3 separate regions of the Mus musculus genome follow, and regions 2 and 3 are each linked to region 1. Evidence: chromatin loops called from intact Hi-C (ENCODE). Cell type or tissue: heart. All regions are shown on one strand.

Region 1 (8,000 bases):
AAGATCAAAACCTCAGATGACAGCAGATGCTGGTGAGGATGCAGAGAAAAAGGAACACTCCTCCATTGCTGGTGATATTGCAAGCTTGTACAACCACTATGGAAATCAATCTGGAGGCTCCTCAGAAAATTGGACATAGTGCTACCTGAGGACCCAACTATACCACTCCTGGGCATATACCCAAAAGATGATCCAACATATAACAAGGATACATGCTACACTATGTTCATAGCAGCTTTATTTGTAATAGCCAGGAGCTGGAAAGAGCCCAGATGTTCTTCTACAGAGGAATGGAAACAGAAAATGTGGTACATTTACACAATGGAGTACTACTCAGCTATAAATAATGAATTCATGAGATTCGGAGGCAAATAGGTGGAACTTGAAAAATATCATCCTGAATGAGGTAACCCAGTCATGAAAGAACACCCAAAGTATGTACTCACTGATAAGTGGCTATTAACCAAAAAGAATCTCTGAATACCCACAATACAACTCACAGACCATATGAAACCCAGGAAGAAAGAAAAGCACACCAAAGTGTGGATGCTACAGTACTACTCAGTAGGGGGAAGAGAATGATCTCTGGGAAGGAGAGGGAGAGAGGGATCTGGGAAGGAGAGAGGGGGGAGGGGGAAAGGGGGATCCAGTTCAGATATGAGAGGAGATGGGCGAGAAGTACAGAGGATCAGGAATTTGAAAGTAGGTGTGTAGCAGTGGGGGAGGGGGAACAGAGGGTAGCCACTAAAGAGTTCTAGATGCCAGGGATCCAAGAGGTTCCCAGGACCCAACAGGGAGGACTTTAGCTGAAATACTCAACAAGGGAGGGATAGAACCTGGAGAGACCATACCCAGTGGATAGGCATGGCGCCCATTTGAGGGATGGGGTCACCCACCCACCTCAAAAATATTAATCCAAAATTCCTCCTGTCAAAAGAAAATGCAAGGACAAAGAGTGGAGCAGAAACTGAAGAAAAGGCCATCCAGAGACTACCCTACTTAGGGATCCATCCCATGTGTTGATACCACCCCCAGGCACTATTGCTGATGCCAAGAAGTGCTTACTGACAGGAGTATAGCTGTTTCCTGAGAGTCTCTGCCAGAGCCAAACCAATACAGATTCAGTTGTACAGAGCCAAACATTGGACTGAGTGTGAGGACCTCAATGGAGGAGTTAGGGCAAGGACTGTAGGAGCTGAAGGGGTTTGCAACCTCATAGGAAGAACAGCAATATCAACCAACCAGACCCTCCAAAGCTCCCAAGAACTAAACCACCAACCAAAGAGTACACAGGTGGTACCCATGGCTCCAGCTAGATATGTAGCATAGGATTGCCTTATCTGGCATCACTGTGAGGGAAGTCCCTTGGTCCTGTGGAGGCTTGATGACCCAGAACAGGGAAACGCTGGGCCACTCTGAGGCAGAAGTGGGTAGGCGAGTGGGGGAGGACTCTCCCTGAGGCAGGGGGAGGGAGGAGGGGATAAGGGGCTTGTGGAGGGGAAGCTGGAAGGGGATAACATTTAAAATGTAAATAAATAAAATAACCAATAAAAAGAAAGAACATGAAGAAAATACCAGAAGATAGAAAACCCTCCCCTGCTCATGAATTGGTGGGATTAATATTGTGAAAATGACCATCCCACAGAAAGCAATTACAGATTTAACACAATTCCCATCAACATTTCAACATAGTTCCTTCCCGAGATTGAAAAACTAATTTTGAATTTTACATGGAACCACAAATAAATTCAAGATAGTCAAACTGATCCTGAACAAAAAAAAGAACTGCTAGGGGTATCACCATTTATGACTGTAAATTATACTACACATCGCAGTAATAGTGATTAAAAACAACATGCTACTGACATAATTTATCACACTGATCAACACAACAGAACTGAGTGCCCACATATGTGTCCATGTGTCCTACAAATACTTGATTTTTGACAAAGAGGCCAAAATATACATAAAGATAGTATCTTCCGCAAATGGTGTCAATAACACTGCATAGCTACACATTTTGTGCTACATAAAACTCAACTGCAAATGAATCAAGGACTTCAATGTAAGAAACAAAAAGAATGGGCACACATACACATGCAAGCACACACACATGTGCACACACATGTATGTGCACCTACAAGCTGCTTCTAGACTTTATGAAAAATGCTTAAAGTAATAGAATTGTTTTGTTTTCCCTACCCTGTGAGAAAGTCTGTGGCTCTGTGAGCTTGTTGGCTGCTCAGCTGGTGAAGCTTTGGCTCTGTCTTTCTTGACTTTTCAGAGATTCTACAAACCTGGTCACCTCTTATTTTATTTCAGCAATACTAAGCCACATATGAAAGAAACATTATATACCCCAAGAAAGAAATCTTAAGAAAAAACTAGAACTTTCATGGCAAAAGTGTTGAATAAGACATAAACAATTTGTTTAAATGTGTTTTCAATCTAGTTAGAGAAATGTAGACAACTGTGTAAGAGTCAAAGAAACTTACAAGGGTCTAATCTAAGCTCAGTTTGAAAACAGAATCATCGCGTGCTGGGAGTGACAGACCATGAGAGCAATCCTCGGGTCTCTGTGTTGTTGTGACTATAATTTCCCATTTTGACAAATGATTGTGTGCAGATGTCATGATTGTGTCAAGAAAAACATCTAAAAGTACAAGTAATTTGTAAGTTTATGATGGCCATTTTCTGGAAATTTTCATTTTATTTCTTTAGAGAAGCATCAATTGGAATAGAAAATTATGAAATATAGTAACATTTCCAAACTACTAAAGATATGATATCAATAGTAAATCTAAGCAAAGATGACCACTTCTTAGAAGGCTATAAGACAGGGTAAAGAAATATTAGATGTGAAACCAGTGGATGACTTCTGCCAGGCTAACGAAGTGAAAACACAACTGTTGGTGGCGCACGCCTTTAATCCCAGCACTCGGGAGGCAGAGGCAGGCGGATTTCTGAGTTCGAGGCCAGCCTGGTCTACAAAGTGAGTTCCAGGACAGCCAGGGCTACAGAGAAACCCTGTCTTGAAAAAAAATAAATATTTCAGTAGCTGTTAAGTTAATGATAACCAAGCTACAATCCATAGAGCCACAGAAATTAGTTGCAGAGTTAGGAGTGCAGATAGATGTCCCTAGGAAAGGGAATAGAATATATATAATGGCTGGATTTGGAGAGAACTAGAAAGGGAAGATCAAGTGAGGACCGGAGTCCTGCTCACCACGTGGTAACCAGGAAACCAGAGATCAAGGGCATCCTCCACCCCATCCTGGGAAGCAAAGTTCTTCCACCAAATCCCAGTTCCTAGTGATTCTACCCATGCCTAGCATGGCAGGCTGAGCAACAGCTCTTGATATATGGATGCCTTTGGGGGTCGCTACCCAAACCACAGTACTGACCATGAAGAAAAGAATGATAACATTTCAGAATATCTTAAGATGTGTATCCAACCTATTCGTTTAATAAAATAAATAAATAAATATGGTTAATTCCGGTTTATTTTAGAAGTATCATCACATACCAGTATATTCTCCATAGGGTCCAGTCAAGAACTGATTCAAGCCAGAGACTAAACGGAGCCATCTCATTCCCTGGTTATAAGGCTCCAAATCTCCCACCGGTGGCACTCAATGACCCTTAGAATAATGTCTATTGTTCTAAGAGAGTGGCCCAACAGCTTTCTGTATTGCACGTCGGCCCAGAAAGTCTTGAGTAGACTCCATATGCCAGAGTCTCCTGTCATTCTCCCTGCAGTGATTACCAGCCCCCAGTAAGCCTCGGCACCCGTGGCATTTGAGAGCTGGACAATCTGTTGTTGCAAGTTGTGCATCCTAAGACAAGTAGCAGGAGTCTTGCCCTCTCTTCAGTAGGTACCAGGAGGAAAGTCCCTTCTTAAATGTCTATACACGTTGCTAAATATCCCATGGGACAAAGTCACCATTTGAACACCACAGTTTCCGTTTCTTTCACCAACTTTGAGCCATCTGTAAGGGTTCAGCTGCAGTTGTCACGGCTGGATCCCTGGTGTCAATATCAAGGCCTGTGTAATCAAACTATGGTCAAACAAAGGCAGTGCCATTCAGCAACCGCGGAGAGGAGAGGAAGGCTGAGGGGCAGAGCAGAGGGAGATGTTGTCAATGGCAACAGGTATGCTTGGGGGTGAGAGCTGTGCAGAGACGGGGGGGGGGGGGGCGGGGGGAGTTTGGAGTGTGAAAGCGATGTGGGTAACAGATGTTATAGATGAGATGTCACTACCCTATGTTGAAGAAGAAAAGAATAAATAAAATACATAATTTGGGGTTGGAGAGGAGAAAGACATTCAGTGTTTGACTTGAAGAGAGATATAAGGAGAGCAACCTGCTATGAATGTCCAGGAGAGGCTGCCCCCTAGCGTTGTAAGAGTGAAGGATTGCCCTTAAAGTCCTTGTGATCCCACAAACTCCTTCTCTTCTATCCCTACTGTGATAGCCTAACAACAACTCTCTCTCTCTCTCTCTCTCTCTCTCTCTCTCTCTCTCTCTCTCTCTCTCTCTCTCTCTCTCTCTCTCTCTCTCTCTCTCTCTCTCTCTCTCTCTCTCTCTCTCTCTCTCTCTCTCTCTCTCTCTCCCCCTCTCTCTCTCTCTCTCTCTCACACACACACACACACACACACACACACACACACACTTATTTCCTCTAACTCCAAAATCATGCGAAAATGCTTCTGGAAGGAATCTAATTTTTAATGGGGTGAAAAGAGGAAGAGAAAAGCAAGCTGCTGGGAATTCCGGGAGAGGCCATCTTCCTGAATAGCTCTTTCCATAGGATCTGTGCGAGTCCGAGAGCGCTTTAGCGCAGAGTTGGTGCCATCTGGTGGCCAATTCTTACTAGTGCAGCATTACCCGCTGTGAAGACCTGTGAGGCCAAGGGCAGCCCTGAAAGAATGAAGGATTTGGAAGCTGGAAGGCAAATGGGCAGCTTTATGAGCTCCTTTTTCCAGAACCTGGACCCTTGGGTCCAGAGCGGAACAGGACTCACACCCCTACACCGATCCTCTGCTCACCTCGGCAGCAGTGGCCTGCTCAGGAGGCTGGCTGTCTTTGCCTGATCCCTTGTGTCTAGTTGCTGTTGTCCCATGGTGATGTTTTCGTCCTGGTTATTAACAGACTTTATTACCAGTGCTTGGGTGTATGAATTCTTCTTTGAAAATCCAACAAGCTTTTAATTAGATACACAACAGGAAGAGATATTAAGCTATATTAATGCATCTGAAAGCCCCGCACAGCTAAGAGGGAGATCATCTCATAGATAAAGCACTGCTGAAAATTACTGGAGCAGCTTCCAGCAAGTACCCCAATAGAGAACTCCAGGGAGGGTCAATCGTTACTTAACACTTGTGGCAACGCGAAGCCTATGAAAATATCGCTGCTGCTCAGTTTTATGTGAAGAACAGAAATTGGAAGTTACACGTCAGATCCTAAATCAGCCTCATTTTTTAAAGACCCTAATCATGTAAGGACAAATTTAATAAAAGTTAGACTCTCATGTAATTATATCACTACAAATTTGAAAAGAAGGGTCTCTGGGATACTTTTCTTTCCAAGGAATGTCACAAAATTGCCCATGCCTCAGATACATTTGTTGCCAAAGAGACTGGGCATCATCCCTCCCTCCACATTGCTGCCTTTTGACATAGTTTTATTAATTTTGACATGATTTTGTTAGTTTCTGATTGAGCCTGGGCCTCCAGCAGGTTTGGCTTAAAGATTTCTAACCTCTTAGATTCCCATCAGCTTCTGAGGAAATGGCCTGGGCTACCCTGGTGAAGCAGAGATATGACATGCTCAGCCAAAATCATCAAGCTACGCAAGAGGATCCAGCAAAATCCAGAAGAGGTCCGTCCCTGCTGATCCACATCCCAGAAGTCAATGCTGAGATTCCTGAGCTAAGTAAACGATAGTGATTTTAGGACCCTGGGTTTTGAAGTGGTTTGTGATAAAGCAAGCGTTAATGGATACATGTTGAATAGCACGGATCTTAACTAATATTTCAGGGTTTAGAGTTCTTACATACGCATAACAAGATATCTAAGACATAAGACCCAATTCTAACCACAGAAGATGTGTGTCATTTCTTATGCACCTCGGATATAAAACCTGAAGGCAAATCTTCACTCCTTTTCTTGATTCTTATGTTTTTGTTTGTTTGTTTGTTTGTTTACTTATTTTATGAAGGGAATGCTGACATGAGGAGACAACTTGCTGGAGCCGGTTCTCTCCGTCTACCATGTGGGTCCTGGGAATTGAACTCAGATCCTCAGACTTGACGGCAGGCACCTCCCCCACTGGTCTATCTCAGTAACACCCTTCAAACTTACTTGGGGGACGACAATTTTATGCAATTTAACAATTTGGCATGAGTGTGGCATTTAATTTTTTTTTCAGATTTGGGTGGGAAGCGTTTATGACTTGGAATTTCTGCCTTAAGGATATTGAGCTGGTATAATCATTACTGGAAGAATACATTGTAGAAAAATGTATTTCCTGACTCAGAAACTAAAATTCACAAGAAGAAATCCATTTGAAAGGGAGCTACATGGAATTGAGCAAAGAAGACACCCTTGAGTCAGAGGTCTCCACAACTCCATTTGGAGTCTTCTTGCCTTGGATGTATAGAGCTCTCTACTATGGCATTCTACAACTGAGCAGAGAGGTGACATTTTAATGCATTAAACAGTGGTTTTTCAGAGCTCCCTAAGCCCCCATTTCACATTCAATTCACTTCAACAGCTAACTTTTCTTTCTCAAAATTTCCTTCTACTCCAATCATTTTATTGTCTACAATTGAACCAATTTTTATTTTAATTTTCTTTCAAAATGTTGCTTAAAATTCTTCAAAAACTTCCTACTTCTTACTGTACAAAAAAATACCCCCTGAAAACAAAATTAGGAAAAACAACCTGGAAATTTAAGACACTCAGCTTTGTAAAAATATAAAACTTTGATTCTAAACATACTGTTAGAGAAATGAAGACAGGCTGGGAAGAATATTTGTAAATCACATCTGATGAAGAATGGATTAGGCATGAATAGATGAATGCCATGCCCTTTTACCTCTCTTCCCACCTAGGCCTTTCTCCACACTGCCCCCCCCCCTTCACACTACGTGTCTTCTACTGTTTTCCAAGTGTGGACACTATGCCCCTCCTTAGATTTGGGAACAAAACACCCATGGAAGGAGTTACAGAGACGGAGTTTGGAGCTGAGATGAAAGGATGGACCATGTAGAGACTGCCATAGCCAGGGATCCACCCCATAATCAGCATCCAAACGCTGACACCATTGCATACACTAGCAAGATTTTATTGAAAGGACGCAGATGTAGCTGTCTCTTGTGAGACTATGCCGGGGCCCAGCAAACACAGAAGTGGATGCTCACAGTCAGCTAATGGATGGATCATAGGGCTCCCAATGGAGGAGCTAGAGAAAGTAGCCAAGGAGCTAAAGGGATCTGCAACCCTATAGGTGGAACAACATTATGAGCTAACCAGTACCCCGGAGCTCTTGACTCTAGCTGCATATATATCAAAAGATGGCCTAGTCGGCCATCACTGGAAAGAGAGGCCCATTGGACTTGCAAACTTTATATGCCCCAGTACAGGGGAATACCAGGGCCAAAAAGGGGGAGTGGGTGGGCAGGGGAGTGGGGGTGGGTGGATATGGGGGACTTTTGGTATAGCATTGGAAATGTAAATGAGCTAAATACCTAATAAAAAATGGAAAAAAAAAAAAAGATCCCCTTTGCTGCCCACCAATGTCCTCTTTCTGGTTTTGTGGCTTCTGCAGGCGTGCCGGGTTAAACACACAGATCTAAAGATTCAAAGGTAGGATTCACATATGAGTAGGACTTTGCATCTTTTCTCTTTCCAGGTCTGGGTTAACTCTATGTTTCCTAGTTTTACCTATTTACCTATAAATTTCTTAATTTCATTTTTCTTTATGTCTGAATAAAACTCC
Region 2 (8,000 bases), 160 kb before region 1:
AAAAGACAGCAGCAAGTGTAAGGGAGCATTTGAAGATGTCTTTCACAGACCCCAGATGGATAAACTGATCTTTTATTCTGAAATCCTGAGAAGCAAAGAAGTCGGGAGTAGAAAAATACACAGGCACACACCCACAAGTTACATGCCGTAAAGCAAAACAGGGAAATAAGAAGCCCTTTGCTGACCCCTTTGTCGACCTTAATCTTGGTTTCCTTCAGTATCCAACCCCAGCTTCTAGTTCCCACACAAGGCTCTCCTTCCCTGGTACCCAGATGCACCAGGAGGAGCTGGTGATCCTTGCAAAACAACAACCCCACAAACAACAAAAACCTCTCTCACTCACACAAAAGCCCACCTTGCAAATGAATGGAATATTAACGACTGCCTAACAGTTGCACCATTGGCAGGGCGAAACACATCACTAACACAGCTCTTTCTACAGATTGCCAGTGAGACCCGAGCAGCTAGAAGAGAAACACACCTACTGTATGTAAAAGGCTGGTGCAGATTTTTTCCCTATCAGTCTAACCTCCTGTGTTGATGCATGAATGCTGGTACCCACTTACAGGGATGCCAGATGATCAGTGCAGAATGAAGGTCCCAAGAGAGGATCACATGGCTCTCTCTGCCCTGTGACGTCACTAGCAGATGGCATGGGTACCAGCTCTGGCAGTTGGCATCAATGTCACTTTTTAGAGATCAATGAGATAGTGCAGATACACACAGATCTAGAGGCTCCAGGAGACGATGCGACACTCAGCCTGAAAAGATTTGGAAGATCCAAAATGAAAACTGATTATTGAATGAAATTAAAACCTAAGGTAATATAAATAAAGATCTACTCAATTGATGCTGGCTTTGCATGCAAGTATTTAAAGATACAGTATCACTGTCTTAGAGTATTTCTATGTTCTTTGCCATCTATAAGTTCTTATCATATTTCATTCTTATGATATAATTATCACATACTTTCATTACTATTATGTAACATTGCAAATATGTGTATATTTTGTGTGTGTGTGTGTGTGTGTGTGTGTGTGTGTGTGTGTGTGTGTATGTGTAGTGAGGGGCTGGAGATTGTTAAATTAAAAGTCTCTGTTTTAATGTGCCTATTTGGTTGAAGACTTTAGATGAAAAATATTTGCTGCTTTACCCAACAAAAACAAAAAAAAATGCATTTTAAACACAAATTATTTTCCCCTTTCATTTGGGATTCTGAACACACGTGCACAATTGCAGCCAGAATCCGTGGACCGTCCCTGTCCGATATTAGCTAGAGGGAGACTTCCGTGGCTCTTAGAACAAAAACACTAGGAGCGGAACAGCAGTAAACAGACAATTACATTGAGGGAATTCTTAGATGTTAAAGCAGTCGCAACATTTGCTTTGATTTAAAAAAAAAATGCCAGTAATGTTTGTGAGTTTTTTTCCCATTTGTTTATAGTTTTATTTTCGAATGACTCTACTCCCCTTTCCTTTCCTCGAGGCTGGGAGGGCAGCACTCTCTTGCATAGTTCTTCACTCATCAGGAAAAAAAATCAATTTTAAATTTGATCTGATTGATCTTTTCTTTAAATCTGCATGTTCTACAGTCACTTATCTAAATTCCCAGTTTGAGGTTAACAGAAAATAAAGTTGGGGAATATTTTTTTCTAACAAAACCCCCTCCGTTTGTTAGCTTAAGGGAGAGAGAACACTTTTCGTTTTAAACATTGGTTTCTTTTCTATTTTGTTCTCGGGGGAATTAGAATTAATGAAGGTCTGCATTATTGTGTCCTGCTTTTATTTGCTTTAACTCCACTCCATGTGTATTAAAAATCCAGTTTAAAATCCAAGAGAAATAGAAAATGCGATCGTCTCTAATAAGTATTTTCTTTTATATTTTCTTTTGATAATAACTTGCCTGTATAAATTAAGGCTTCTGCATAGATCAATGTCTTTATGATTGTTGGTCTGTGAAAACTCAAATTTTTTATTTAATATAAGAGTCCTGGAATCAGTCTTTTTCATTCTGCTCTTGGAGTCTTAACGATTTAGTCATCAAATATATTTTGAAGTATATCAATGCTAAAAATGAAAACACTTTACATACTGTGCTGGCATTTTTTTTCAGGTAAATTAAGGTTAAAGAACCATGTTAACACTACCGTTTGACGAGTCTGTCGTAATGCCCGAATCCCAGATGTGCAGAAAGTTTGCTAGACAATGTGAGGACCAGAAACAAATTAAGAAACCAGAGAGCTTTCCAAAACAAGTTGTCCTTCGAGGAAAGAGCATTAAAAGGGCCCCTGGAGAAGAAACCGAGAAAGAAGAGGAGGAAGAAGACAGAGAGGAAGAAGATGAGAATGGCTTGTCCAGAAGGAGGGGGCTCAGGAAAAAAAAGACCACCAAACTACGACTGGAAAGGGTCAAGTTCAGGAGACAGGAAGCTAATGCGCGCGAGAGGAACCGGATGCACGGCCTCAATGATGCTCTGGACAATTTGCGAAAAGTGGTCCCCTGTTACTCTAAAACCCAAAAACTGTCCAAAATAGAAACTTTACGACTGGCCAAAAATTACATCTGGGCACTTTCTGAAATTCTGAGGATTGGCAAGAGACCGGATCTGCTCACGTTCGTCCAAAACTTATGCAAAGGTCTTTCCCAGCCAACTACAAACTTGGTGGCAGGCTGCTTACAGCTCAACGCCAGAAGTTTCCTGATGGGTCAGGGTGGGGAGGCTGCCCACCACACAAGGTCACCCTACTCCACATTCTACCCACCCTACCACAGCCCTGAGCTGGCCACTCCCCCAGGGCATGGGACTCTTGATAATTCCAAGTCCATGAAACCCTACAATTACTGCAGTGCATATGAATCCTTCTATGAAAGTACCTCCCCTGAGTGTGCCAGCCCTCAGTTTGAAGGTCCCTTAAGTCCTCCCCCAATTAACTATAATGGGATATTTTCCCTGAAGCAAGAAGAAACCTTGGACTATGGCAAAAATTACAATTATGGCATGCATTACTGTGCAGTGCCACCCAGGGGTCCCCTTGGGCAGGGTGCCATGTTCAGGTTGCCCACCGACAGCCACTTCCCTTACGACTTACATCTGCGCAGCCAATCTCTCACTATGCAAGATGAATTAAATGCAGTTTTTCATAATTAATGAGGAAAATGAAAATAAACAGTGGTCATTCACCTCCCACTCTAATTAAGGCAAAGCAGATGCTTGTGGGCTGCGTAATTGGCACAACTCTATCTAAGGTGTTTACTAGTTTCTGAAGTGTGTCTCAAAGATTGTGACCATTTTCTATGTCATAATAAATCCCTTTTCGTATGAGAACTTCCTTTCCTTCCCTCTTGTCTGTATCACACTGTGATTCTCTCTCTCTCTCTCTCTCTCTCTCTCTCTCTCTCTCTCTTACTGGCAGAATATTTCTTTCTTGTTTTAGTTTCTTTCAAATTCACTTAATTTGTTTGAACAAGGTGTCTAAGATGTTGCTGAATAAAGACATGCACACAGCATACTTCAATGTCTATTTCAGTTGTACAGTTATGATGAAAATGCATGTTATAAAAATCAGATGAGTAAAATGTGTTTATAATTACTAGGATTCATATATGTATCTCTGAAATTTTAGTTTTTAAAATATTAAGAGCTAACCATGAAATTAAAAGGTGCATTTGGGGATGCACAACGGTATCAAAAGCTATGCAATTTTCTGTTTATTAGGGACAAAAATAAGTGTATTCAGTTGGTAACAACTATTCCTCTTCAAGCATTTTCAGAGGAGGAAACACGGTATTTGGGGGAGGTTATCAGTGTCATAATTTGGGGACAATTAATTCAATCATGAAGAAAAAAAATATTAGCACTTGTTTTGTATTGTTCAGGATTTTTCTGTACAGGTTTGTTACAGTGTATAATTGTGTTTTCCATCCTACAGTTTAAAAGCAATTAAACATAGATATTTCCACTTACAAAGGATATTTATTAGCATGGTATTTTTGCATGATACTTATTTCCTGCCACACAGCTGCTTCCAGTCTCCAATGCTCCCACCTCCCTATTTCAGGAATCTTTTTGGATTAAATTGAAAAGGTTCAAACAAATTTCTTTAAAAAAAACAAAATCGCCAAAGTGTTTTCCAGAATTTTCTTTTGGAAAGTATCCTAAATGAAAGAAAAGGGGACAGTGAGTGTTAAACACCCTGGGGAAACAATGGTAAATCCAGCTAACCTTCAACTCCTGCCTAAATTCGGTGGCAGTTTTCCAGCAGCCCCCAGAGTCGGTGTTTAAAAGGGAAGCTTTTTCCCTGGGCCTGTTAAACGCCTGGCCGATTAGAACCTAAATTCTAATTTATGTGTGATTAAAAGTTTCCTAACAAAAGGCAAGGAAAAACTTCGTTTAATATGCCCGAAGAGCTAGATTCTTAAAACAGGACTGAGCCGCTCCTGGAATATAAAGCAAGGTGGTGTGACCTCCTCCTCCTCCTCTTCCTCCTCCTCCTCTTCCTCCTCCTCCTCCTCCTCCTTCGAGAGGCTGTCTGGGCAGGTCTGCTTCCTAGGGTGTGGGAAGTGGGCATCTGCGCGCGGCCTGTGGAGAACAGCGGGCCAAGCGCACTGCAGCGCAAGATTCCACGGGCACTGCCTGAGCCAGCGCAGTCCCATCCTGGCCACTCAGACAGGGCTGCAGGACGCAGGTGACCTCCCACAGCCTCCGTGGTCTCCAGAACTCCGGCTGCGCTGCCCGAATTCCGCCCGCAGTGGGCGCCCTGCAGTCTGGGGCCTCGCCCATCTAGCGGGCACCGCAGCCCTGGCTGAGGGACTCTCCCTACACCCTATTCAGCTGCTGAGTTGGGAAGCGGGTGGCATCTCCGTTTGATGGTCTGACGCAGCTCCAGCCCGCCCCGGTGCTGCCCAGAGCTGACCCTGTTCTCCTGCCCGGCAGCTGGTGGGACTCAGGGAGTGCAGACTTGAGGTCCTTGCCCCAGTCTCCAGAAGGCCTCCTACTTAACCCAGTCCCTGCCACCCCCTGCTGGAACCCAGGGGCCTTCAGTGAGCAAAGCTGCTGCCTGAAAGCAGGGAAGGGGCTGAGCAGCTGCTGGCTCGGGACTCCCTGGTGATGAACTGCCCTCCAAGCCCATGTGTGAGCACCTGTTCACTTTGCTCCCATGAGGCAGGGGAAGGAAACCGAGGTAAAAAAAAGGGACTGTGCCCTGACAAAGTGGAGAGAAGTTTGCCCAAGGTACAGAGCCTTCTGTCCCCTCTGCCTGCCTGGGCACAGGAAGACTTTCGCCCACTTCCTCCCATATGTGCACAAAAGCTGCTCTCCCTGGGACTTGGTCCAGCAGTGCCGGACTCTTTGTGGCCCTTCAGACTTAGGAACCGGGTCACTGCTCATTCTGAGAGGGGAAAGGGGAAGGTGGAGGGAGGAGGCATCTGGAAAAGGAATATCCTCCCTGTCCCATGCCATTCCAATATCATTTCCTCTCTGATAGAGTAGGTGTGGTTTCCTGGTCTCCTATCCTTGCTGTAGTGTACCCGCTGGCCTGGCCTAAACAGCACCGCACCTGCTCAGTGTCATGTTGGCTCAGACAAGCATTTGAGACCTGCACTCTTTCCAAGGTCACAGATTCTTGTTGGAAACAGAGATTGCATCAGGAGATAGGTCTTCCGTCTCCCTTCTGGCAAGTGGAAGAGCAAAGATGAGAAGCAGCTGGCAGAATGAGGAAGAATCCAGTGCTCTGGGCAAGTTTATCTCGGAGCTCAGTTCACGAGAAACTCCAGATTTCAGAGTGCGGATTACAGAAGCCGACCCCAGAGACGTGAAGACATCTAGAATCTAGACACATCCGTCTTGTGTGTGCATGCTCCCTGTGTCTCTGGCAGATGCAGTCATGCTGTTGGACGTTGGGTGTATGCGGCCAGGATCCCATGCTTAGTCAACATTTAGATGCCTCTTCTGGACCCGGCACTAGAACCAACCAGCCGCTCCCATGACATATCACCCTTGACCCTAAGTCAATTTTCTTCAGCAATTCACAGTGCTAAGAAATCCTGTGAGTTGTTTATACAATGCATCCTAGATGCTATGCTGAAAAACTACTTTGAAAGGTGAAAGGAAGAGGCAGCAGGGTATAAAGGGTCCAGGAGCCAGGAAGCATGGCTTCAGCTATGTTTGAATGGCATCCTTCATCATCTTTGCCTGTGGTACTGTGTCTCTCCACCACTCAACAGAAAACACCATAGCTGCAGTCTTCCATATGGATTGAGCTTCTCCTCTTTGGGCTTGGATTTAACTAGTGATTCCTCATTCCAATTAGGAAGGAAAGAAAATGGCTAAAGGATACACATTCAAATGATCACACACACCCACTTGGAAATATTTATGAAAGTCCCGTGCAAATAACAAGTGTCTACTTAGATCTAGCTGTCAACTAGATTTAACATAAGCTAGGGGAAGCTTATTCTTTTTGCGGAATATACTTCTACCAGGAGTAAAATCAGTTCCTGTCAGTAAAATGAGGGGGAAAAATGAGATTGGAAAGACACCTAGACATGCCTTTTTGGCTGCTGTCAACACAGTTACTTGCTTCCCTTGCTGGGACCTTATAGCCACCCACCCCTACCTGCTAATCATCTTTCTGTTTCTACCCTCTTGGAACACATATATTTCTGTTAGCAAATGAGATCCCAGGACCTCCCAGCTTGTGGAGTCTAGGTAAGTACCATCTTTAAATCCAGGACCCTGGGCCCCTTAAGTGTTTCCAAGGTGTGAAAGGAAAACATATCATCTGCCATTCATCTTGCACGAGGCTGATTGGTGAAGACCAACCTCTCTGTAACTGAGCACCTTCTGGGCATTGCTACCTTCCCACAAAGCTGCTTTCTCTGTCTCTTTCATTGCCTTCCTCTGAACTATAAGACAGCTTGCAGAGCACATAGTATTCAAGCTCCAACGAAGAGGTTTTAGTTGGTTGGTTGGTTAGTTTGTTGGTTAGTTGGTTGGTTAGTTTTTTGGTTGGTTAGTTGATTGGTTAGTTTTGCTTTAACCATTAGCCTCTAAGTCTAGGACACTTGTCTTCCAAAGGAGGCTGTGTTGGGGAAGGTTCAAAAGTACAGCCTAGTGCACTATACAGTATTACAGCATGTTTCTTCACAGATCCATTCTGAGTTGGCTTCACTGTGTCCTACACTTTTCCCATGCATAGGTATCCTCTCTCCCCCACAGAAAAACCCAAATTCATAGCAAAGTTCAAATTCTTTCTAGGAACAGTGATCTATATCTGAAAGAAATAATACTGCACATTTTCCTCATTTTTTTTTGTTATGTTTCTGGTCATCCCATTGATCTCAGGACCTAGGCTCATCTCCCCTGGACCAATGTACTGGCCTCCATTTTAGTTACCCAGCTCCATTTGTTTTTCCTAATCCTTTACTCGGTGCCAAATTAACTTTCTTAAAATACCCCAACACACCAAACCCTTGTAATAATGCCTCTCATGGTTCCCCTTTTCCACCTGGCAAAATAAATTCATCTTAATTTTTTTGTTCGGTCTTCATCTTCCCTATTAAAACTGAAAACAACTGTGCATTCACCATGGTTTAGAGCTAATAAAGCATTTTCAGAGACTCGTTATTGTTAGCCATATGACGTCCGCATTACTAGAAACTGGGGAGCAGAAACTTTGCATCCCTTTTCCCCAGGCACAGAGCAGAGCAAAGGTTAGATTTTCATCTACCTTCACATCACTGTCAGCACAGAAGGATCTCTCCTCACGAACATGCAATGCAAGCAGGCAATTCTGCCGTAGGCACCAGCTGAGTGTCCCTTAACCCCATTTAGTTCTGACACTAAGATAGCACCAGCACCCACCATTGTAGGCACAGTCCTCAAGGATACTTGCCTCCTGTTATATCAGTCACCGTATGTTAACGTTTTTTTTTTATTTTTCTGACCTGGTATTTTTGACCAATCATCTCCAGACCAAGAAGTCCTCCTCCATCTTAATTAA
Region 3 (8,000 bases), 530 kb before region 1:
AGGGTTAACTCTAGAAATTGGGTTTATTCTTGTGTCTATAATGGCTGATTCTGAGGCCTTTGAACCACATAATTTAATTTTTGTTGTTGAAACCCTCAAAAGCTAAATTTAAAGTTTATGCTTCCAAGACAGGAAGCTAAATGGGATCAAACTAGAACCTTTAACACTCAAAGACCTAGCACCTAAGTTGGTCCTTGAGAAGGCTCATGTAGATGCCCAATAATAGCAAAAAAGGTCAAAAGGCTTGTTACACACATTTAAAACGATACCTTTCTCTGATTGAAAACAAACAGTAGAGAGAACTGCACCTTTTCCTGCAGAGCCATCATGCTAGCCAGTGAGCAAGGCTTTCCCCCTCCTCCTCCTCCTCCTCCTCTTCCTCCTTCTCCTCCTCCTCCTCCTCCTCCTCTTCCTCCTTCTCCTCCTCCTCCTCTTCTTCCTCCTCCTCCTTCTTCTTCCTTGTCATCCTCCTCTTCCTCCTCTTCCTCCTCCTTCCTCCTTCTCCTCCTCCTTCTTCCTCCTCTTCCTCCTTTTTCTTCCTTCTCCTCTTCCTTCTTCCTCCTCCTCCTTCCTCCTCCTCCTTCTTCCTCCTCCTCTTCTTTCTCACCCTCCTCTTCTTCCTCTTCCTCTTTGTATTTTTAAATATTTTTCTTTATAAGATATATTCTGACTATAGTTTTCCTTCACCAACTCTTCTCAACTGCCCCCGACCAACCATCCCATCCAAATCAATGACTGTTCTTTCTCTCTTGATAGAAAACAAATAGATATCTAAAATTAATAATAAAATCCTGACTTGCCTTACACTGGGACCTGCTGTGACAAGGAAGTCATCACAGTCCCAAGGGATGTGCTGATGACATTGGAGGTTAAAAGTCAGGAGACATCCAGAATACTGCTAACCTCTTGTCCCACAGCTCTGCTAGGCAAAGATGCCCACAGACCTGCCCTCTGTCGCATGGTACAGGTGAGCCATAGATATGGAGAGCCCTGCCTGCTGCCACACAACAGCAGCTCTGGAAGAGGAAGGCAACGAGATGCTTTCCTGCAACCCTTCTTCCCCTTCTTCCTCTCTTTTCTCTCCCTCTCTCTGTGCATGCTCTTTCTTTCTCTCCCCCTTTCCCTCTGTCTCCCTACCCATGGCAACAACTCTGAGCACTTTTCTTGGGAACAGTGAACTCTTGCACAGAATAAAAGTTTCCAATAAACTTGCATTTATATTTACTTTAATATGGCTTGAGCTGGCTCATTACACTGACTGAGAAATAACTTGTCACCATCCTTTGTCCAAATCAACATTATCTAAACTATATTGATGCCAGATAATGATGTCACTGTAAAATATTAGCTGCCCCTCCCCCATTTAGCATCAAACTTTTTCCAGTTCTTGGATATGTACTGAAGGAAGTCTTAAAGAACTGAAGTTCCCAAGGGAGAGACAAAAAATGAAAAGCCTCTGAATTGAGGGAGGTGCCTCTCTTACACATCACAAAGTCCTGAAGAAGACTTTTGGGTTAGAGCATCTCCTAATTGCATCAAGCTACCACCTGTCCCTTGTGAACATGAGCATAGCCTGGGGAGCGTTAGAAACACCACTGCGAACTTCCAACACTTCTCGTTTATATTCTGGCCTGGACTCGAATTGTTATTTGTGTTGTCTCTCCTGGGACCACATCCAGAAATACTGGAATACAGTCCTTGCAGCTGGGTACCTTTGAGATATTTGATCTGGGTATAATAAGCATCTCCCAAGAGGCTCTACAGAGACCCAGGTCGCTAGGTTTATTGGTGAAAATTTTGGCTGTGAGAATGACTCTGGTCTTATTTTTCAAATTTCATCCAGGTTCAACACATAAATGGGCAGGAATTTTTTCTTCTGTTTTTAAAGAACTTCTATTCAAGGGAGTGTCTTATTACTTGAGACATGCAATCCTTACCCTTAGGGATGATTCTGAGTATAGAAAGGGACCTGTAGTCAGGACAGATGTGACAACTGCAAATATGCAACAGACGGGCAAGGAAACCATGGGGTGGGGTGACCAGGGAGCTGGCTATTGACCATCTCTGTCTGGGCTTCAGTTTCATCCTGTAGGTGGTCTCACAAGGCTGAAGCCCCTTTTTCTCCCATCATGAGATTCCAGGGAGGACATCTCCATTTCTTAGTGTCCATTGCTTCAACAGACTCATTGAATGAGAGACACAAGCGTTTCTTTAGAACATCTTCATTTCTGCCAGGGCTGTTACAATATTTTTGTATTTTAGGGGTTGTTTGTAAGAGACAGGAGCATGCTATGTTTGCTTTTTGCTAAGATGACTTAGAGCAATGGTTCCCAATCTATGAGTCGCAACCCATTTTGTAGGGTACAATGACCCTTTCACAGGGGTCACCTAAGATCATCACGAAACACATTACATATACATTACATATTTACATTATGATTAGTAACAGTAGCAAAATTACAGTTATGGAGTAGCAGCAAATATAATTCTGGGGTTGGGGACACTACAACCCGAGGAACTGTACTAAAGGGTTGCAGCATTAAGAAAGTTGAGAATATGTTCCACATGTTCGCACTCGTGTTCATGACCATCTCTCACTCACCCCACTCATACCCATGAGCTTCAACTGTTGCATATCCCCGCTGTTCTTATTGCCTGTGCCTATCCTGTGTCCTAGGCTTGATTGGGGCTAACTGGTGAACCAGGATTAACTTTGGAATAGGACAGGAGCCCAGCATATTTGGGTAGCCCTGAGGCTATGGTCCTGAATGGGATGAGCGAGTGAGAATCTTAAGATCTAGGCAGAGAAATGCAGTCACTGCCAGTCAAAAGCCAAACAGTGCTCAGTACAACAAGGCAGACAGTGTAGGATGGTTTGGGATCCTGCTCTGTGAATACTGTGAATGTGTTCTCGGGTTCCTCTGGAAAGACTAAAACTACTATCCTGAGCTCTCTAGCACACCATTACTGGAATGGGCTACCAAGCCTGAAACTCTATTATGGATGCTGGGAAGTGCTTGCTGATAGGAGGCTGATATGGCTATCTCCTAAGAGGCTCTGTCACAGCCTGACAAATACAGAAAAGGCAGAGGCTCACAGTCAACCATTGGACCGAGTGTGGAGTCCCTGAATGAGGAGCTCGAGAAGGGATTGAAGGAACTGAGGGGTTTGCAGTCCCATGGGGGAGCAACAGTGTCAACCGGCCAGATCCCCTGGAGCTCCCAGGGACTGGACCACCAAACCAAGAGTACACATGGAAGGACCCACGGCTCTGGCCACATATGTGGCAGAAGATGGCCTTGTTGGACTTCAGTGGGAGGAGTGGCCCTTGGGTCTGAGGGTATTTGATGTCCCAGTGTAGGGAAATGCCAGGGCATTAAGACAGGAGTAGGTGGGTGCATGGGGCAGCACCCTCACAGAGGCAGGAGGGAGGGGAGGGGATAGGGGATTTCCGAAGGGGAGACCTGAGAATGGAAAAACAATTGAATATATATCAGGACTTGGACATTCATCCACGATGTCCCTACCACTTCCAGAAGTAAGATGTCTTTCACTGGTCAGCAAGAATCATGGATGCAAACTGGCACCTGGGATCTTTCAAAATTGAAGCTTTTGTTCTTCCTTGCCATCTTGACTCTATCATAAGCAACTGGAGGTATTGCTGCCTCTCCCTTGCTGTGACATCTATTATCGTTGTTGTTATTGTTGTTGTCGTTGTTTTAGTAAATTTCCTAGCATTCCCTCAAACACCTGATCCTTCTCTTGCCTACTTAGTTCTATAATTACAGGGATGCACCATCGCTTTCTGTGGTCTCTTTTCAGTAATTTATGCTGTAGAAATGAGTTCCCCAGAAACACCACCCGTGGCCTCAGGTGCTTTCAACCAGTGCTTGCTTTTGGGGGGGGGGGGTGGACCTGCATATCCAGCCTGTCTCCTTCCATCATCCTCACACTCCTCTTTCTGGTTTCCTGGTGTCTTTCTTGGCTGAATGGCTGGGAGGAGGTGTGACCAGAAACCCTCTGATACTGATAGTCACTCCAGGCACCCAGTAAGGGTGATGACAGAGGTCAGGAAGTGCTACAGAGACACAAGGAGGCAGAGTACAGCCCAATAAGGGAGAAGGCAAGTTTCTACTGCTCATTTTCCGAGATTATCAGGCTTTCTATGGCCTCATTTTCTCAGGTGACATCCTTCAGCAAGGCTGAAATCTTCCATTCAGTATGTCCTGTTAAGTGATGATTGAAATCATAATACTCTGAACAGTTGTTTCAAAGAAATAGCTTTAATTTCGGTTCAGGCTCATTTTTTCCCAGTGGCTCGGGAGTGAGCTGAGGCTTCCCATGTGGAGTCTGGAAATTCTATTAGTTTGAGAGGTCAGCTCAAACTACTGAAAAGCTAAATTCCGGATTCTAGTTTTCAAATGGAACAATTCTATTAAATATGAGCAAAAAGACATTAAACTAGGTTAATGGTGCTAGTTTCATTTATTTTCCCCACAGCTATGGTTAAAATTGGGAGAGTTGTCCTAATGATCATTGAGTTTGTGATAGAACATTGACTGCACTAAGTGGCCAGTTTTTAAAATGCCTAAAGCTCCGATTGGTCTGTCCCTAACCTTTGTGACAATTCACAAGGCTATCACATTTGACCACACTCCAGTTTTATATTACAAAGCTTCTTCCCCAAAGCAACTCTTATAATTCAGAGTCTCACCCAAGATATCTCTCTTAACCCCCACCCCCACACTCTGGCAATTATAAAAAGCAAAATAAACCTCAACATTGCCTGATGATTGCAGTACTCTGAAATTACAAATTACAGATCAGTTTATCAAAGATTAATCGAACGCACTATCAAGAGGTTAGAAGTGTAATGTGATAATATATCCAGCAGGTGGCACTGCTGTGTCGGAAGAAAAGCTATGTTTTTGACAAAGGTCTGGCTTGGGGTGTTCCATAGAAGTGTGCAAATGAGTCTTTAACCCTTTCATTCTCCAGGCACTGTCCTAGGAATGTATGTGATGACCCAGTAGGAGTGAAATAAGGTGATTTGTAGAATCCACAGTGATAACGAATAATGTGTCTTTTTCTGACAGGCAGGGTTCTATCTCAAAGATTTTTAAAAAGAACTGAAAAATCAAATCCACAACCAGTTCTTCATCCATGGATCTTTGTTGTTTGCTATCATATTGACAAAGAAACCCCGAAGACAAGCCTAGAAACAGTGCAAGGGAATGGTAGAATCAAAATAGCTTTTGCACAACAGAGACAAAAGATGGAGGAGGCTTTTTACTGTAGTGGGTAAGAGGAGCGGGGACAGAACTTCTGCAAAGCAGGAATGGGAGCTCTGCCCAGGGAGATACACATGTTTATATAAATCACTTTAGGATTAAGCACCGTGAGCATGCGCAGTGAAGGAATAGAGTCCTGAGCATGCTCAGTGAAGGAGTGGCATCCTGAGCATGCTCAGTTTAAGATTCTAATTAAAAAGAACAATGGCAGATACATTATGGGCATGCTTAGCTCAAAATCATGGAATACATGTTCAAATGGTTAAAATGGTGGACATGGGCACAGGTAGGCATGATGAACTTGTATCATAAGATTTCAGTCATGGGCTGGAGAGATGGCTCAGTGGTTAAGAGCACCGACTGCTCTTCTGAAGGTCCTGAGTTCAAATCCCAGCAACCACATGGTGGCTCACAACCATCCGTAATGAAATCTGACGTCCTCTTCTGGTGCATCTGAAGACAGCTACAGTGTACTTAGGTACTTATAAATAAATAAATAAATAAATAAATAAATAAATAAATAAATAAAATACATCTTTAAAAAAAAGGTTTCAGTCATAAGTAAAGACAAGACTACTTGGTGAATGCATTAATGGAAGGGTTAACCCAGAAGGTACCCACCCACTCACAGTGGTTGATAAACACCACTCTGCATAAGACCTGGAAGAAAAAGAGTTTGCTTGTCTTCGTTGTCGATATTTATCTTTGATGACTGTATGTGCAATGTCATTTCTCTGGCCATTATGACTCATCAAAGATACAGAATAAAATAAAACAAATTACCTTCCCTGAAGCATGGATCTAGGAAAGAAGAGAAAAACTGAACACCTGTACTCAGAGGCAAGCATTCTACGTTGTGAGCATAGCCTCTCTTCCCACCAACACTCTGAATATATGGCAACAGTCATTATTCTCTTTGGCAGGTAAAGGAAACTGGTTGAAAGTTCCCAATTATACTGAGCATCCAGTTTGCAAATGATAGATGGTCTCTGACCTCCTGACTCCAGCGTATACCCTGTGGCAAATATAGGACTTGGGAGACTTTCATACATTGCCCTACATATCACAGTGAGGTGCTCTCCAATGTTAGGTGTTGTGCTGGCTAGTTTAATGTCAAGCTGACTAAAGCTAGAGTCGTTTGAAATATTGGAACCCTAACTGAGAAAATGCCTTATAAGATTGGGCTATAGGAAAGCCTAGACATTCTCTTAATTAGTGATTAATGTGGGAGAGTCTAAGACCATTGTGGGTGATGCCACTCCTGGACTGGTGAAAGTAGGCTGGGCAACGCAAGGAGAGCAAAATAGCAAGCAGCACCCTTCTATGGCCTCTGCATCAGATTTTGCCTCCAAGTTCAGGTTCCTGCTCTGGTTGAGTTCCTGTCCTAACTTATTTCAATGATGTGCTGTGATGTGGAAGTGTAAGCTAAATAAACCCTTTCCTCCCAGACTTGCTTTGGGTCATCATGTTTCCTTGCATCAATGATAACTCTAACTAGGACAGGTGTGAAGGAATTGCATGTCACCACAGGGCTCTTAGGACAATGAATTGCTGACTTGTCTGAGGTAGACGATTCTGTATTTACAGTGTATCTTTGAGAGCAAAGGAACTCACATTATGTTTTGAAGGTAGTTTGTTCAAAACAACCTAAGGTTTGTATGTCTTGACTTAAACACTTATCAACTGTCTGAAAGAACTTTGTGTGTGGTATGTATGCACATATGGAAAGAGCAAATAAGTTTTTCTTCTCCTTCTCCTTCTCCTTCTCCTTCTCCTTCTCCTTCTCCTTCTCCTTCTCCTTCTCCTTCTCCTTCTCCTTCTCCTTCTCCTCCTCCTCCTCCTCCTCCTCCTCCTCCTCCTCCTCCTCCTCCTTCCCCTTCCCCTTCCCCTTCCCCTTCCCCTTCCCCTTCTTCTTCCTCTTCTTCTTCTTCTTCTTCTTCTTCTTCTTCTTCTTCTTCTTCTTCTTCTTCTTCTTCTTCTTCTTCTTCTTCTTCTTCTTTTCTCTTACTACAATTATTTTTTAATGAGCTATATTTCCACAAGGCCTTACTCCTTGAGATTTGGGTCATTAGAAGGAATTCTATGCTTTTTAAAAATGGGAAACTTCTAGAACAAGGCATTTAGATGGATTCTAATGAGTATGTCCTAGAAACCACTGCAGTGTTTCCATCTTTTAGAATTATAAAATATGTGTGGTGCCCCATAGCTCCTTGCTACTGAGGCAAGCTTGAAAGATAAATGGAATATAGGAAGGGAAGCAGCCCTTCACCTACCACGGCTTATTTTAAGTCTCTTGCTGAATCAATACTTTTGACATAGCCAGCTAGAAACTGCCCTAAATGAAAACTGTACACAGAAATTATACTTTCTTCCTGAAAACACCAGCCAGTGAATAATGCTCTTGGTAAGGGCATGTTTTTTAACCACTGCATGACCTGCACAACAAAATCAAATTAATCTTTACATTTTAACCTATGTTTTTGCCTCAGTCACAACTTTTAATGATTTTATTTAAAGGGAAACCTGATTCCAACAAGGAAATGAGTAGACCAATACATTTTCCTGCCTCACCCTTTGTTATAGATCATCTCCCTTAAATGAAGAAACTCCACAAGTCCACAATCACTTGCAAAACTCCTGCTCTGCTCCAGAAGTGGGCTGTTCTATGGTTGCCTCTCAAGTCGCCTCTGTCCATTATCCTGGTTAGCA

What was found. Peaks named below come from ENCODE experiments on the same cell type or tissue, not always from the same donor. Only the 100,000 strongest peaks of a DNase experiment are listed, where the experiment ranks them.
Region 2: a loop joins it to region 1, with 3 times the contacts of the local background. A loop is called at or near these places in 6 of 42 quality-filtered maps.
Region 3: a loop joins it to region 1, with 4 times the contacts of the local background. A loop is called at or near these places in 12 of 42 quality-filtered maps.

The regions. Positions count from the first base shown.
Region 1 is chr6:55,516,832-55,524,831 of GRCm38, reverse strand. No RefSeq gene overlaps it. Among named protein-coding and RNA genes, the nearest start is that of Gm34441, 16 kb to the left of the region's middle. In heart, CTCF peaks have their summits at 4,362 (motif pointing left) and 4,883 (motif pointing left); a DNase peak (open chromatin) is centred at 4,861; H3K4me3 peaks cover 674 bases; H3K27ac peaks cover 290 bases.
Region 2 is chr6:55,673,785-55,681,784 of GRCm38, reverse strand. Neurod6 (neurogenic differentiation 6) reads left to right here and starts at 522. Exons shown (of 2, transcript NM_009717.2): 1 at 522-821; 2 at 2,114-3,967. The coding sequence starts at 2,135. The coding sequence ends at 3,148. In heart, a CTCF peak has its summit at 4,749; DNase peaks (open chromatin) are centred at 4,944 and 5,444; H3K4me3 peaks cover 928 bases; H3K27ac peaks cover 510 bases; H3K27me3 peaks cover 4,142 bases.
Region 3 is chr6:56,046,226-56,054,225 of GRCm38, reverse strand. No RefSeq gene overlaps it. Among named protein-coding and RNA genes, the nearest start is that of Ppp1r17, 33 kb to the right of the region's middle. In heart, a CTCF peak has its summit at 4,882 (motif pointing right); no DNase peak of the experiment used is centred here.